2 separate regions of the Homo sapiens genome follow, and region 2 is linked to region 1. Evidence: chromatin loops called from intact Hi-C (ENCODE). Cell type or tissue: Panc1. All regions are shown on one strand.

What was found. Peaks named below come from ENCODE experiments on the same cell type or tissue, not always from the same donor. Only the 100,000 strongest peaks of a DNase experiment are listed, where the experiment ranks them.
Region 2: it touches region 1 in a loop (3-fold over the local background); 16 of 110 quality-filtered maps call a loop at or near these places.

The regions. Positions count from the first base shown.
Region 1 is chr6:44,651,894-44,659,893 of GRCh38, forward strand. No RefSeq gene overlaps it. Among named protein-coding and RNA genes, the nearest start is that of MIR4642, 220 kb to the left of the region's middle. RefSeq lists enhancers at 1-14, 15-514. In Panc1, CTCF peaks have their summits at 3,798 (motif pointing right) and 4,012; a DNase peak (open chromatin) is centred at 3,778; H3K27ac peaks cover 869 bases.
Region 2 is chr6:45,381,401-45,389,400 of GRCh38, forward strand. The region is part of intron 2 of RUNX2 (RUNX family transcription factor 2); the gene reads left to right. Among named protein-coding and RNA genes, the nearest start is that of SUPT3H, 7.5 kb to the left of the region's middle. In Panc1, no CTCF peak of the experiment used is centred here; no DNase peak of the experiment used is centred here.

The DNA of each region.
Region 1 (8,000 bases):
GAGCAGCAAGGCTTGGAATGTTGCTTCAGGGTGTAGGGGCCTTCAGGCTCTTTCCCAAACTTAGGCTCCGAAATGTTTGCTTGTTACTTAGCCAGGCAGGCACCCGGGTCATCCTCTTGGGAAACAGCTTCAGTGCAGGTGAGCTGAAACAAAAGCTCTGAAGAGAAATGGTAAATGTTTACTGGGAGTTAGGAAAAAACAAACAAACAAACAAAACAAAGAAAGAAGCAGAGGAATGCGACAACTCCTAAAACTTAGAAATAAAAAGATAAAACCCCAGAACTTCAGGGCGCCTTCCAGTTTTAACAGTCTTGGTTTGATGTCCATTAGAATGTCAGCTAAGATCCATCAAGGCTGCAATTTCCTCCCACAGACTTGGGACCTCATTTTTGCTGCTTGAGCCGCACTCTGTTCTCCATCAGTGGGATTTACGCATATGGAACCGAGTGTGGAATTGGGCCCATTACATTTAACTTCCTATATCTGACATATTTAATACCTACTTTTCAAATAAATGAAATCCCTGTTTAGTGCCGGCCTGGAAAGGTGCAGTTGGTTAAGGAATTTTTCATGGGCCTGCGCAAGGCGACTCTGTCAAACCCGGCAGCCTCTTGAAGAGGGTGCAGTGACCGGGGTCTCTCAGAAATGGGGGGACAAGGTTATAGAATAATGGAACAGCTGTTACAATAAATGGGCAAATGCATTTTTTTAAAAAAGTCTTAAGAGCTGCTTTGTGTGCAGAATTATAATCACACATAAAAATGTGTGTGTCTCAGAATTGGGGAAGGAGAAGCTCTCAGAAGGCATCAGTTCTAAGAATCTGCTTTCATTATGTGCCATTCCAGAGGGATGAATGGACCTTGACTCTGTGAAGTATAATAGCAAAGTCACAACTTGGCCTAGCTTTCACTTAGCCTCCACATCCTCTCAAACAACAGCAAAGGGGGCTGGGGCTTGGAAGGGGGCAGCCAAGGCTAGGGGGTGATACCTACTCTCACTCCACCCTTACCAACCAGCTACCTGGTGGGACATGTCGAGGTGAACATGCCACAGGGCATCTGAACTGGGCCAGAGCTGGAACTCCAGAAGCTGGAGCTTCTGGGGTGAAGCTTGGGGCAACCCCACACCCTGTCTTCTACCCTAAGGATCCATTTGCAAGAGTTTCTATGCACAGCGTCCTTGGTTTGGGGCTAATGGAGAAGTGGTACGTGTGTGAGTCAAGGGGTACCTAAAGAAGAGAGAAACATAAAGATAATGCAGAGGATAGTGTGTGTTCCCTAGTCTCAATGGAGAAATAGAGAGAAGTTCTTTTCACGAGCTGCCCTCTGAGCTTCCAGGGTCCAAATACTGCTGCTTTGCAACCCAGTGACAGGATGGCAGCGGGGGCCAGCTACTTTCCCTTCTTGCTGACAAAACCCAGGCTCTCTGTCTTGTCACTGTCCTCAGTTTTAGAGTATGTGTCACTGGGTGTTGGTGTCACTGGACTTTGGGTCCTGGAACTGGCTGAGTGGAGATGAGGTGGGGGTGCCATTAAGTGTGCAGGTGGGGTGGGGACTGTGTGTGTAAAATTCTTTTCTCTATTCTATAGGATTCCCCTTTGGCTACTCATCTCAGTCCTGCACCCTCCAGAGCTTCAAGGAGCAGAATACTTAGAAAAGCAAAAAAGGGAATCTGGGAAACAAACAACAACAACAAAAAACCCACACAGTTGTTATGATGGGGTTTTTTTTTTGTAAATGTCTTCAAAATCTCAGTTCAGGTTCAGGGCTCAGCTCACCTGCCATCCAGGCTGGTTCTCTCAGTTCACTCAAGCCTATGTCATGCTGTGGCCACCTGGATGTGAGTATTCAACCAGGACTGGTCCCATCCCTGTTCCTTCTGCTACCGGGGCCATCTGAGCTGCTCCTCACCCGGAGACAGAATGGATGCAGTGCCTCTCTGCACCCCCAGCCCCACCCCCAGCTCAGCCCGACACAATAACAAACAGCCCTGTGAAAAGCACTTACATTTATGAACTGTTTATAAATTTACCGACATTGATTTATGACTCTTGGCTAGACCTGATGTGAGTCTCTTTAGGGGTATTTCTTCCTTTCTTTCTTTCTCTCTTTGAATTTTTTTTTTAAGTGTTAATGTTACGGTTCACATTCTTAATATAGCCACACGCCAGGAACTATCCGGAAGACAGCTGGGAGCCCGACCAATGACCCATGGGCAGGAACCTAGACTTGATTTATGCCGGGGCTGTGGCTGGTGGAGAAAGCTGTTTCTGGTTGGTTCGGGGACAGGCTGTTCTTTCAGAAGAAGACCCCTAAGAGAATGCCTCAGCTCTGAGGGGCAGTTGCAAGAAGCAGGAAGAGGGCAAACTGGATTTGGAACTGTGTGAACCTCACTGCTTCCTAGATATGTGACTTGAGACACCCTGAGCCCCAGTTTCCTCATCTAGGTAATAGGGATAATAAAACTGACCCTGAGTGGCAGCTACAAGAGTTAATGGGGCCCTATTGGTAAAATACTTAAATGTGGCTTCCCCATAGTAGGTGCTCAGTAAATGATGATGAGGACTTTCCAAAGCTTGATCAACAGTGATTATTTATTAGCCAGTTTTGTATACAGTTTGGAATGGAAATGTGCCACTAGCCTCTTCAATGAAGTTATAGTCAGGCTCCCCACACAGAGCCCAGACTCCCTTTCTCAGCCATGAAAAACGCTGGAGGGGCCTGGAGGAAAGTATGAATGAAGAGCTCCTCCCTGCCGCTGCTCTGCCTGTCACTGCACACACGAAGAAAATTGGTATCACTCTGGCCAGGTGCGGTGGCTCACACCTATAATCCTAGCACTTTCAGAGGCCGAGGCGGACAGGATTACTTGAGCGCAGGAGTTCGAGACCAGCCTGGGCAACATGGTGAACCCCTGGTGGCATGCACCTGTGGGAGGATGACGCAGGAGAAGCACTTGAGCCTGGGAGGCAGAGGTTGTCGTGAGCCGAGACTGCACCACTGCACTCCAGCCTGGGTGACACAGCAAGATCCTGCCTCAAAAAAAAAAAAAAAAAAAAAAAAAAAAAAAAAAAAAAGAAAGAAAGAAAAAGAAGAAGAAGAAAAAAGAAAGAAAGTAAGGGAAGGAAGGAAGGGAGGGAGGGATGGAAGGAAGGAAGGAAGAAAGAAAAACAAAGGAAGAGGAAGGAAGAAAAAATTAGTATTACTCTCATTGTGTCACTAACTTTAATTACTACCTATATTATTATCTATGACTGTCTTTGCTAAGGAAAGAAGGAACTAACATTTATTGAACACCTTCAGTTGTCAAGAACTTGGCAGGACTTATTTTAAGTCTCATATAACCCTCTGAAGTGGGTGTTGTTATTCCTATTTTACAGATAAAGAAACTGAAATTCAGAGAGATTAAAGTAATTTTCCCATGATCCCACAGCTGGTAAGTGGCTGAGATAAGACAGAAACCCAGCCTCACTCCTAAACAACCCATTTCCCCCAAAACTCTTATCTACCTTATCTACCTACCTACCTACCTAAAAAAACAAAACAAACCCCTGAAATCCTGACTGAGGGCCTGAGAACCTCATGGTGAGGTGTGAAAACCCGTGCAGAGCACAGCATGTCCTGTGACATGAATATCAAGGAATGTCCCCAGGCAACCCGTGCCTGCTCAGCCGCTGTAATTGAGACAGACCCCACCTCTTGCGACAGAGCCTTTCTGGGTCTAAAAGAAGCAGGAACAACAAAGAAGCAAACAACTGGGGCTCGAGTCTACCCGCAGGGACGCCCGCAGACACCAGGTGGCGCCCGAGTCTGGCCGAACGCTGAGCTCCCCTCGGTCTGATTTCTGAGGGGGCACAGCGTCCACCGACTGTCAAATAGAGTGGGTGGAGGTGATGGCCAGCCAAAGAGAGGTGTCCTAGCTATGGTTGGGTGGCCTGTGGGGGAGATGCTACGTGAGGGTGCCCTATCCAAACACTGAGCACCGAGGGGTGATCCTGATGTCCACCACAGTGACCCGGGGAGGAGTTGTGAGCTCATGGTCCCAGGGTCCTGCCATGCAGGCACCAGGGACAGAAGACGGAAGTGGGGGTTCCTTCAGTTCCTCCAAGAGAGCCGTTTTCCATTCCCCGGCAGAGGCCACCTCAGCCCCTCCGCAGCTCTGTGCTTGGCCTGGGTGGACCCCGACCAGTGGATGTGGTTGAGCAGGAGGAGTCCTTAGACCCCAGCTTCTGGTCACAGGGGAAAGGAGTCTCCCGCGTTGGGGATCCCCATCCCCCTGGAAGCCAGGCCCTTCTGTCCAGGGCCCTGTGCCTTCTCTTACTGTGGACTGAGCCTCCACTCTTGGTTTCCACTTGGTAGAATGTCTGGATGAAAACAATCACACTTGGATTCCAGGTGACACAGACATGCCCAAAACCCTGGTGACATAGCTCAAGCAGAAAAAGGGACGACTTGATGTAGCAGTCTCCTACCTTTGTCTGCCCCACCTCCTAATTACCGGGACCATCTCAGTCTTTCCAGGACTTGCCAATTTCATACATCCCAGTTTTTCTTATAAGTCATTGAAAATAGTCTGGAAAGCCCAATATTCAATGTGGCATCTCCCAAACAGCTTCTCTCAGCCAGAAGTGGGACAGAACTCTAAAAGTGCTGGGGTTTGGTTTACATACTAAGGTCACCCATGGCCTATCCTATATTCCTAAGGTGAGGCTGTTGGAAGGGGAGAGGCTCCTTCTACCCACGCAGAGCAACATGGAAAGGCAGCCACCTGCCCCCTCAGCTTGCAGCCTGGAGGCCTTTGCGTTCCTCTCCATTTATATGTCCTGGATTCCAGAGCCAAAATCTTCTACGCCCATAGACAGAGAGTAGGTTCATTCAGAGGCTCATTAATTACATGGCTAAGAGAAGGAAGGGGAAGAAAAGACTCATGAAAATGTTCATTTAAACTTAATTGCTGCCCATGCTCTTGCTAATTGAAGTAGCTCCGTTGCATTTCACTTATGTACCTGAGTGTATTTAAAATGGGATATTGCACAGTATAAACTAAGCCACATCACAAACTAACGATCTGGAAAATCTCAGTTAAATAAACAAAGCTGGCTTTAAGTTACACAGGAGAAACATGTAGTCTCCCGTGCGTACACACACACACACACACACACACAGACACACATACAGCCAAAGCACCAGGATCTCAGACCTTCGGTTCATATCTTCTCCTTCATAGTTCAAATTAAACACAGTCTTAGTCTCTTGCTCTCTCTTTTCCTCTCTCTTTCCCTTATTAAATTTATTTTTAACAGTACCTTAAAAAAATAAACTCACCCCTCTGTGCCACTCCTATGCCAGGTGCAGCCAGGGGCAAATTTTTACAGCTGAATTACATGACCTGAAAAATACGGAGCACATAATGAGAACATTGAGAGACCCCATCTCTAGCACCGGGCCAGTGCTGGTGTAATAACATTCCTGGAGAGAGCAGTAGCCGGGGCAGCTGTGGAGTCAGGCTGAAGCCCTTACTCAGCATGAGGAATTATATATATCTTGGAACTCTTTCCTGAACCTAAACATTATTGCTGAGAAAGGGATAACAGTGTGAGTGGCCATCGCTCGCCAGCCAGGGCTCACACACTGCTTCGAATGTGAGTTTCCTCCCAAGGCTGAGGGGAAACGTTCCAGACCCAACTTTGCCTAGGGCAGGGATGAGGATGGGGCTGAAGGCCTGGGAAGTCTTTGACTCTGGAGTGGTGTTGACATGGCAGTCGGATAAAGCTTGGCACTCCACAAGCCCAGGCTCCGTCGCCCAAGGACCTCTAGGAGGTGTTGTGGGCTGCTTAAAAGTCTAAGTCTACTTCCCTGTAACAGCTCCCTGGGCATTATCCTGGAACTCCCCAGTTATCTGGACTCAGACCAGAGCCCCTCAACCTCAGCTGTCTGCAGCCATGGCAAGAGTGAGGGAGGGCAAAGCTGTTGAGCTACAGGAATCACAGCAACAAAGATGGCTCTTAGGCTGGGCACAGTGGCTCATGCCTGTGATCCCGGCACTCTGGGAGGCCAAGGCAGGTGATTGCTTGAGCTCAGGGGTTTGAGACCAGCCTGGGCAACATGGCAAAACCCCATCTCTACAAAAAATACAAAAATTAGCTGGACATGGTGGTGTGTGCCTACAGTCCCAGCTACTCGGGAGGTTTAGGTGGGAGGATCACTTGAGCCTGGGAGGTGGAAGTTGCAGTGAGCTGTGATTGTGCCACTGCACTCCAGCCTGGGTGACAGAGTAAGATTCTGTCTCAAAAAGCAAAAAAAAAAAAAAAAAAAAAAAAAAAAAAAGATGGCCCTTAAAAGGTGACCATCCTAGATAGAATTTTTTTTTGAGGTACAATTCACATAGCATAAAATTGACCATTAACTAATTTAAAGTGAACAATTCAATGGCATTTAGTGCACTCATAATGTCATGTAACCATCACCTCTACCTAGTTCTACCCAAAAGGAAACCTTGTACTCCTTAAGCAGTCACTCTCCTTTCTCCTGTCCACCCAGCCCCTGGCAACTGCCAGTCTATTTCTGTCTCTATGAATTTACCTCTTCTGGATATTTCATACAAATGGAATCATACAAGACATAAGTAAAATATAGATTTTTAACTCTTTTATTGGTATATAATATGTATAAAGTACACAAACACTACAGTTGGACAAATTTCTGTAAACAGAACACATCCAAGTAACTACTGCCTAAATCAAGAAATAGAGCATTACATGCACCCAGAAACTCCACCATACTACCTCCTAGCCCTATTTCCCCCAGAGAACCACTCTCCTAACTTCTGTATCATGGATTACTTTTACCTTCTTTCCTACCATTATGTCTGATTGCAGTTTGCTCATTTTCCATTGCTGTATAGTATTCCAACATCTGATGACACCACAATTTATATATCCATTGGACTGTTCATAGATATTTTGGGTAGTTTCCACTTCCAAGCTGTTTATTTTTAATTGACACAATTCCAACAAACCTGTCAAGTGGACTTCTCAGACAATTGCTGATTAAAAACATCAAAATAGAAGAAATGGGGACATGGGGCGGTGTTGGGCTAGATGTCTTCTGGGAGTTTCATTGGTTCGGACTACTGTGATTTGAAGCATGGTGAGGGCAAGCAGAATAGAATCAAATCTCCTTTCTGTGTTCTCTTAGGGGACATTTATGGATAAAAAGTAACAGAGTCAGAAAAGACCAGATGAGTTTCTAAGCTTCAGAGTCATCTGCCCCCCTCCAGCTCCCCCAGCCCCCATTTTGGACCCTAAACAGACAAATAGCTGCTTCCTCTGCCACAAGGGCACACCTCAAATCCCACCTGACTGCCATCCTTTGTAATCTGTATCATGCAAAGGGACAGAAAACTGGGCACACAGTGGCGGCAAGGTCTGACCGATTGGGTAATTGGTCTTGGGCTCCCAGTCCAGGGACTGTATTCCACCTTGAGCCAAAGCCTGGCCACTGTGGAGAGAGGACATGCCTTCAGTCTGTTGTCCGACTGACCTGTGGTCAGACCCAGGAGAGACATGAAATAGGCTTCCAATCCATCCCTCTACAGTTAGGCTGAGGCACATTCTCAAATTACTCCTCTTTAGAAATCAATAACAGATAAAAGTATATTTCCCTGTACACATATTGAACAGTGCCTTTTACCATTATACGGTCTTACATTATCTCACTACACACACAGCTAAAACAGACTTCTTCACCTGCAGATTCTGCCTTGGTCAGCTCTATTTCTGGCGTAAAGTTTTGGGGTAGCCACTTTGAAAACAGAATTCTTACAGTTTATGCAGCTAAGATCAGGGACTCCCCGATCCTTTCATTTCCACCCTCTGTGCTAAATTCAGTCTGTGTGGGGAAATGGATAAAATGCTCACACACCAGCAAACTTCTTCCAGATACTTCCTTTGTGGGAAGAAAAGATGCCTTTGAGTGTGGATTTCTCAAGCTTAATTTCCT
Region 2 (8,000 bases), 730 kb after region 1:
AAAATTACAAAAGTATTCAGGGCTTTTCTTTTTTTTTTCTTTTGAGACAGGGTTTCCCTCTCTGTTGCCCAGGCTGGAGTGAAGTCATGCAGTCATAGCTTACTGTAGCATCAACCTTCTGGGCTCAAGCAATCCTTCCACCTCAGCCTCCTCAGTAGCTGGGACTACAGGCATGTGCCACTACACTCAGCTAATTTTTAAATTTTGTGTATAGATGGGGATCTCCCTAGGTTGCCCAGGCTGGTCTCAAACTCCTAGGCTTAAGAGATCCTCCTGCCTCAGCCTCCCAAAGTGCTGGGATTACAGGAGTGAGCTGCCATGCCCTGCCTGATGTTACACATTTCAAAAGAAAAACCAGCGTGAAAAGATGTATCAAATATGCTGATGCACTGCAGGGGGTTGGGGTGCCACAAAATTATTAAGGTGTAATCAAATTGGCTTCCCCTACCTTCCAATTGCATTCATAAGGAAAAGCAGTACAATGATTAGAAAAGAAATGTTAAAAAATTTTACAGTACCAGGTAGCTTGTAGAATTGTAATCATGATCATCCTCTTAGGGACCTATCATTGTAGATTTCACAGTCCAGTGTCTTTTAAAAGTAGTGCTTGGCTGCTGAAAAAATGATTATGTTTTTGAGAGTCAGAATGGTAAGGGAACCATGGAATACCAGAGTTTCAAAGAGCCTTTGAGCTCTTCAGGCACATGAAAACTTAGTTGTTCCCGTTCCCATGGAATCCAATATGTAAAACTCTTGTACTGGAATCAAACAACTTCTACATTTCAACGGATTGTTGTAGGCCTACCATGTACCTGACACTATTCTCGAAGCTGCAGATAGAGCAGTGAACAAAACAGACAAAAACATATGCCATCATCAAACTCACATGCAGAAGTTAGACAATAAAAATAAATGCCTAAAATAAATACCTAAATTATATAGTATGTTAGAAGGTCATGAGTGTTATCAAAAAAGTTTATACAGGAAGGGATGTGGAAGGAGACCAAGCACAGGAGAAATGGGGAAGATGTCATTTTTAAATTGGGCAGTTGAAGCAGGCCTCACTGAGAAAGTAGTATTTGAAGAATGACTTGAAAGTGAAGGAGATACCTGCACATATCTGAAGAAAGAGCATTCCAGACTATGAGAACAACTTGTGCAAACCGTAGGGTGGGGACAGGTCTGGTAAGTTGAAGCAACTGCCAGGAGGCCACTGTAGCTAAAGAAGAGTAACCCAGAAAGAAAATCATGTGATATGAGGTCAGAGAAGCACTAGGCCAGATGGTGAAAGGCCTTGTGTGCCTGACACTGAGAGGCTATTGGCAGAAGATTGACATCGTAAGATTTAGGCTTTAAATTGGTTACCTTGGCTGCCAGGTTGAAAATAGTCTGTAGAGTGACAGGTCCTATTGCAGTAACCCAGGCAAAAGATGATGGTAGCTTGTACTAGGGTTGTTACAGTAGAGGGCTTAAGACATGGTTGGGTTCTGGGTATATTTTGAAAACCAATATGATTTGTTGACACATTGGATTTAGGGTTCTAGAGAAAGAGAGGAATGAAGGATGAACAATTTTGTTCAGAGCAACTGGAAAAATTGATTTGCCTACATTAGCTGAGATGGGGAAGATTGGGGTTGGAGTATGCTGGGCAGGTGCAAGAGATCAGGAATGCAGTTTGGGGAATAAGTACATAATTAAGCATGATGTTTGTATTATCTTTAATGTTTTGCCATCAAAAATAAATAAGTTCTGGGCCGGGCACGGTGACTCAAACCTATAATTCCAGCACTTTGGGAGGCCAAGGCAGGTGGATCATTTGAGGCCGGTTCAAGACCAGCCTGGCCAACATAACGAAACCTCATCTCTACAAAAAAAACACACAAAAAATTAGCCAGGTGGGGTGGCACATGACTGTAATCCCAGCTACTTGAGAGGCTGAGGCAGGAGAATCGCTTGGACCCAGGAGGCAGAGGTTGCAGTGAGCCAAGATAGCGCCACCGCACTCCAGCCTGGACAACAAAGCAAGACCCTGTCTCAGTAAATAAATAAATAAGTTCTTAAGGAAATGAGAACTTTGAATTTGTAACATTCTATAATAATTAAATTAATTTCTAATCTTGCTCATGTAATAAAGTTCCATTTAGACCTATCTAATATATGTCAAGGAATACCTTTAAGAAAGTTTGAGAAAAGCTAAACATCCCCTTGTTTAAAAAAAAAGAAAAAGAAAAATATTTTTTGGTCTATTAATCCATGAAAGTAGAGAATAAAGTTAAGACGAGTATACAGAAACATCCAGTTCTCCAAAGTATTTTCATTGAAACTGAATCTATTTCAGTAAATTATTCAAATAACTGCCTTCTTTTTCTATTACATGTGGAAACAGGACCAAAAGTTATTTGGTGTCATATAAAATAAACTACAGTGTGGCTAAGGCAACCTGTTATTCCTACTTCACATTCTGAAGGTGGATGCAACAAACCTATTTTGACTAAGTAATGCTCAGATCATTTGTTAATAGTAATCAGGGAACTGTACCAACAGGTTTCACCAGGTTACTTTGTTTTTATTTTTAGCTTTTTACAGATGCAGCATAAGCTGTATTTTCCTCTTTCCAGAATATGTTTAAAACCATTTCTTTAACTCAGTCAGGTATAGTGTAAAAAATAAAGGCTTTGGTGTCACTTTAGCCATAATGCTGGGCAAGTTATTCAACTGAAAATAAGTGTCCTCCACTGTAAAATAAGGATAGGAATACTTAATGTAGGAAGGTTGATATCAGATTTAAATGGGAAGTTCCTGACACATTGAAAATATTTAATAATTTGTAGTTATTATTGTTTTCCAGGGGTGGGGGGAGTGGTTGGGGTTTTTTTTGTTTGTTTGTTTGTTTCTTTGTTTTTTAGACAGAGTTTCACTCCATTGCCTGGGCTGAGTGCAGTGGCATGATCTCAGCTCACTGCAACCTCTACCTCCGGTGTTCAAGCTATTCTTATGTCTCAGCCTCCTGAGTAGCTGGGACTACGGGCATGCACCACCACGCCCAGCTAATTTTTGTATTTTTTGTAGAGACAGCATTTTGTTATGTTGGCAAGGCTGGTCTTGAACTCCTGGCCTCAAGTGATCCTCCCACCTTGGCCTCCCAAAGTGCTGGGATTACAGGTGTGAGCCACTGTGCCTGGCCAGTTTTCTAGTTTTTATTATAATTAGTTATTGAGTAATTTTATAATGTTTATATTTTTAATGTGTTAGACATAGTACTATTAAACACAAAATCTTATCTCAAGTATTAGACATTAGGGTGTCTTTTTTTTTTTTTTTTTTTTTTTTTTTTAAAGACCGGGTCTCACTCTATCTCCCAGACTGGAGTGCAGTGGCACAATCATAGCTCACTGTAACTTCAAACTTCGGGGCTCAAGCAGTCCTCCCACCTGATGCTACAGATGCACACCACCATACCCTGTTAATTTTTTAAAAAAATTTTATGGAGATGGGGTCTCACTATGTTGCCCAAGCTGATCTCAAACCCCTGGCCTCACGTCATCTTCCTGCCTCAGCATCCAAACTGCTGGGACTACAGGCATGAGCCACTATGCCCAGCCTATTTTTTCTTAATTCAGTAAACTTATGTAAATTTGACAATTATTCTTTTAACAGACATTTACTGAGGACGTAGTAAGTACACTATTTGTCATTGTTAGACATTGGGAATATAAGATGAATAACAGAGTCTCTGCTCTCAAAAAGACTTCTTACTGGTGAATTTAGGAGAGACAAAGGTATATAAACAAGGAAGAGCAAAGGTACTATGATAATATGTAACCTGGGTGTCAGCTGAGATCTCCCTGGGTTTTAACCTCTCGGTTAGGATTGGTTTGAACCTCCATTCCACCTCATTTGCAAGTCCAATGCCCAACCCAAGTTTTTTTCTTATTTCTGGGGAGCTGATGTTCTCACTGAACCGCTTTGGCTCTGAACTTCCCCTTACGGTAAACTAGTGAGGTTCATGGATGAGCTGCCATCTGTCCTTATTCCACAAACATCCACTCAGATGTGGAACTTATCCCTGTTCCTAGGTTTCACCCAAAAGCATTTTCACAAAGCTCTGTGTGGGCACAGCAGATTTACTAAGGTTGTGAAATGATGAAAGGGAGTTAACATCACAACATCACAGAAACACAACTTAAAAGTACTGTAAATTTCTATTCTTAAAAGCAGGCCAGGTGTGGTGGCTCAAACCTATAATCCCAGCACTTTGGGAGGCCAAGGTGGGTGGATCGCTTGAGGTCAGGTGTTCAAGACCAGCCTAGTCAATATGGTGAAACCCCGTCTGTACTAAAAATACAGAAATCAGCTGGGCATGGTTGTGCATGCCTGTAATCCCAGCTACTCAGTAGACTGAAGCAGGAGAATCTCTTGAAGCTGGGAGGTGGAGGTTGTGTTGAGCGAAGATCGCACCACTGCACTCCAGCCTTGGTGAAAAAGCACTCCTGCCACAATATCGTGCTTCTCCACAGTGCCCCTTTTTCTTCTTTCTACTCAGTCCTCTGCTCTTCCTCACCCACAAATTCTTATTTGTTTTTAATATTAAGTAGTTTTTTCTTTTCTTAGATTCCAGCAGGCTCCAGTCTTTGAGGGCTTACTGCCCACCCAGCAGCTTATTAGTGCTTTTTTTTTTTTTTTTGAGACGGAGTTTCACTCTTTTTGCCCAGGCTGGAGTGCAATGGAACAATCTCGGCTCACTGCAACCTCCGCCTCCCAGGTTCAAGCGATTCTCTTGCCTCAGCCTCCCTAGTAGCTGGGATTATAGGCATATGCCACCACGCCTGGCTAATTTTGTATTTTTAGTAGAGATGGGGTTTCTCCATATTGGTCAGGCTGGTCTCAAACTGCCGACCTCAGGTGATCTGCCCACCTCGGCCTCCCAAAGTGCTGGGATTACAAGCATGAGCCACTGCGCCCGTCCTATTAGTGCATTTTCTCAAAGAAATTGGAGATCATTTCCTTCAAAACTATGCTCTGATATAAATTATCTTACCTCCATATGTATAGATTGTAGCAGAGACACAATTAGGGAGTAGTCATTTGAGGCCACTAAGTGTTGACTGGAGCAGAGAAAGATGTCAAGGAAGATAACTTCTCTGAACCTCAGTTGTCTTCAAGGTCTTGTGATGAGGATTACATGGAAATGTATGCAAAGTGCCTTGCACATGATAAGCTCTTAATAAATGTTGGGTTTTTTTGTCATTATTGTCGTTACTGTTGAGAAGATGACGCATCACTCAGCCTTGAAGAGTAAATGATGGTTTAACAAAATGAGGAAGGATAATTTAGGCAGAGGGAGCCGTATTAGCAAAGTCAGTGTGTTGGAGGAAACTGCCAGTTGTCCAGCATGATGAGATCATAGGGTATGAGAAAGAAAGCTAGAAATTTGACAGGAGCCAGATCAAATAAAGTCTTGGGCATTAAGTTTGGGCTTTATCTAATAAAAGATGGTGAGCCTTGGAATAATTTTTTTTAATGCAATGACATAGTTTGCTTTTTAGTTGACAGTAATGTGTAAGACAGGTTGGAAGGGTGAAAAACTGGAAGGAGCTAACAGTTCAGGAAGAGGTGATACGGGCTAGAGTTAAGTCAATGGAGTAGGAAACAATAGAAGATGGCAGGAGAAATGCTAAAGAAGTAGAATTTTATATAACTTGGGTACTCGTAAGACATGAGGATAGAAGTAAGGCAAAGAAGGAACTCAAGTATCATTCCAAGGTTTCTTGACTTACTGAGTGGATGGTAGTACCATTTATCAAGACAAGGCATACTAAAATGGCAGTTTTGGACATATGTTTGAGGTGACTGTACAAAATCTCAGTGGCTATGACAAGTAGCAAACTGGAATATTCAGGCAAAATAGTCAAGATAGAAGCTAGAATAAATTATGTAGTTCAAGAGAGTGGCTGCACATTTAGGTTTAGGAACCAGAAGCACACAGCACTCATCATTCCACACACATAACTCACATGCGACACACAGCCCTGTTCCTAGATTCGGCCTAGAAACATTCTCGCAAGAATCTGTGTGGGCACAGCGGAAGCCAAAGGAGACAATGAAATGCCCGAGACAGTGCATAAAACAATGAGAAGTGAGTCAAACATCAAATCCTAAATATCCACATTCAATGCTTCTAGTTCCCAGATCTAAATGTCCACATACTCTCCTGATCTCCAGACTGTATTCTAGCTTCTATCCGCACCATTCTGCCTGAATATTCCAGTTGTGCTACTGGTTATAGCCACTGGGATTTTATACAGTTACCTTAAACACAGTCAATGGGAGGAGGAGAGGAAGAGTCAACAAGGAACGTTGAGAGGGTGCTTAGTGGTGTCACAGAAACCAGGAGAGCAGAGTTTCAGAGAGGCATATTAATGATGCTAAAACGAGAATCAGGATTAATTGGACTTAGCCAGTTGAAGGTAATCGTTGGCAAAACAGCTTCAATAGAGTGGTAGGAATAGAAGCTTGGTTATAGTGACTTGGAAAGTCCTATAAGTTCCTTATTCTTCCCAAGAAATTGGCCTGTGAAAGAGAAAGAGTAGCTGGAGAAATATTCAGGGCCATGATATAGATGTTCAAGATCAAAAGACTTGAGGTTATTTACAGGCTTTCGAGAAGAAGCTGGTAAGGAGGGAAGGTTTGAACACTTGGGATAGACGAAGGCTAATGACGAAATCACTGGATGCAAAGATAGAATTAGACCCTAGAAAAGAGCCCAGAAAGTGAGATGAGTCTTAAATTAGAAAAGAGGCAGATTGGAAAAAAGAAATGAGAACTTGAAGCAGACCATACCTAATGATCCCAGTTTTTTCAGTAATGTATGAAAGCAACTATTTTGCTGAAAAAGTGAGGATGACAGGGTAAATCCTGTATGAGGTGATAAAGTTTTGTTGCCACACTATGAGGAATAGGACAGAGATAACCAGAGGCTTGTTAAATTGCAGCTAGCCCAGAGCATACAGCAGTGGCTTTAAAAGTGTACTTGCAGCATCTGCTTCTCGTTAGAAATGAATATTTGGGCCCCGCCCCAAACCTGCAGAATCAGATACTCTGGGGGGCGGAGTTCAGCAATCTAACTTAACAAGTTGTCCAGGTGATTTTGAAGTAAGTTAATGTTTGAGAACAACTTGCACTAGAGCATCTACAGAATTTGTGACTCCTCCAACTAGCAAGCAATGATGAAGCACAAACTATGTTACTCAACCACATTCTAGTCATTTTTGGTCATATTTTTCATATTACAAATACATTTATTTGGAACAATATTGTTAAGGACTTTTAAAAATCTACTGGTTTCTCTCTAGAAATGGGTGTCATACAGGATTTAAAAATCTAAACCAAGAGATTTCTTTCTTCCAAGTTTTACAAAGCAAATACTATAAAAAAAATCTTGCTTCTCTACTCTCATTTTACATTTATAATAGAGAAATAATAAAATTGTTGTTCATAGCATCAGAAATATTCAGCGACTCCCCCTATATAGCAATTCTCAAATTATGCTCCAGCACTGGTATCATCTCATTCTAACCAAATAATGGCAGTCATTTCCCAATTCATGGGGAAGGAATTTATGAACTGAATTTCTCAATTTTAAATTATCCTCCAACAAATGTTTCTTAAACCTTCGGCTTCTACTACTACTTGTCTTGCAGCAAGTGCTAATTGATGACCAAGTAAGTGAACAAATAGTAAATAAATATTAATGAAACTTGAAGTTAGCCAGTCATACTTAGTTCAATAGTTTCTCTTCAATAGAACACATGTTTATGACTGTGATTTTTATATTGCATACCAATAATAAAGTCATTTTCTACTATTATTGTCCCAATAATCTTGCCATTGCTCAAATATTTGGAACCTAACTTGGAACTACTTTCACGATCTGGGAGATATCCTTTTGGAAATCCTGAACAATGAAACAGCCAACAGATCACTGGTCTAGAAAGATCATA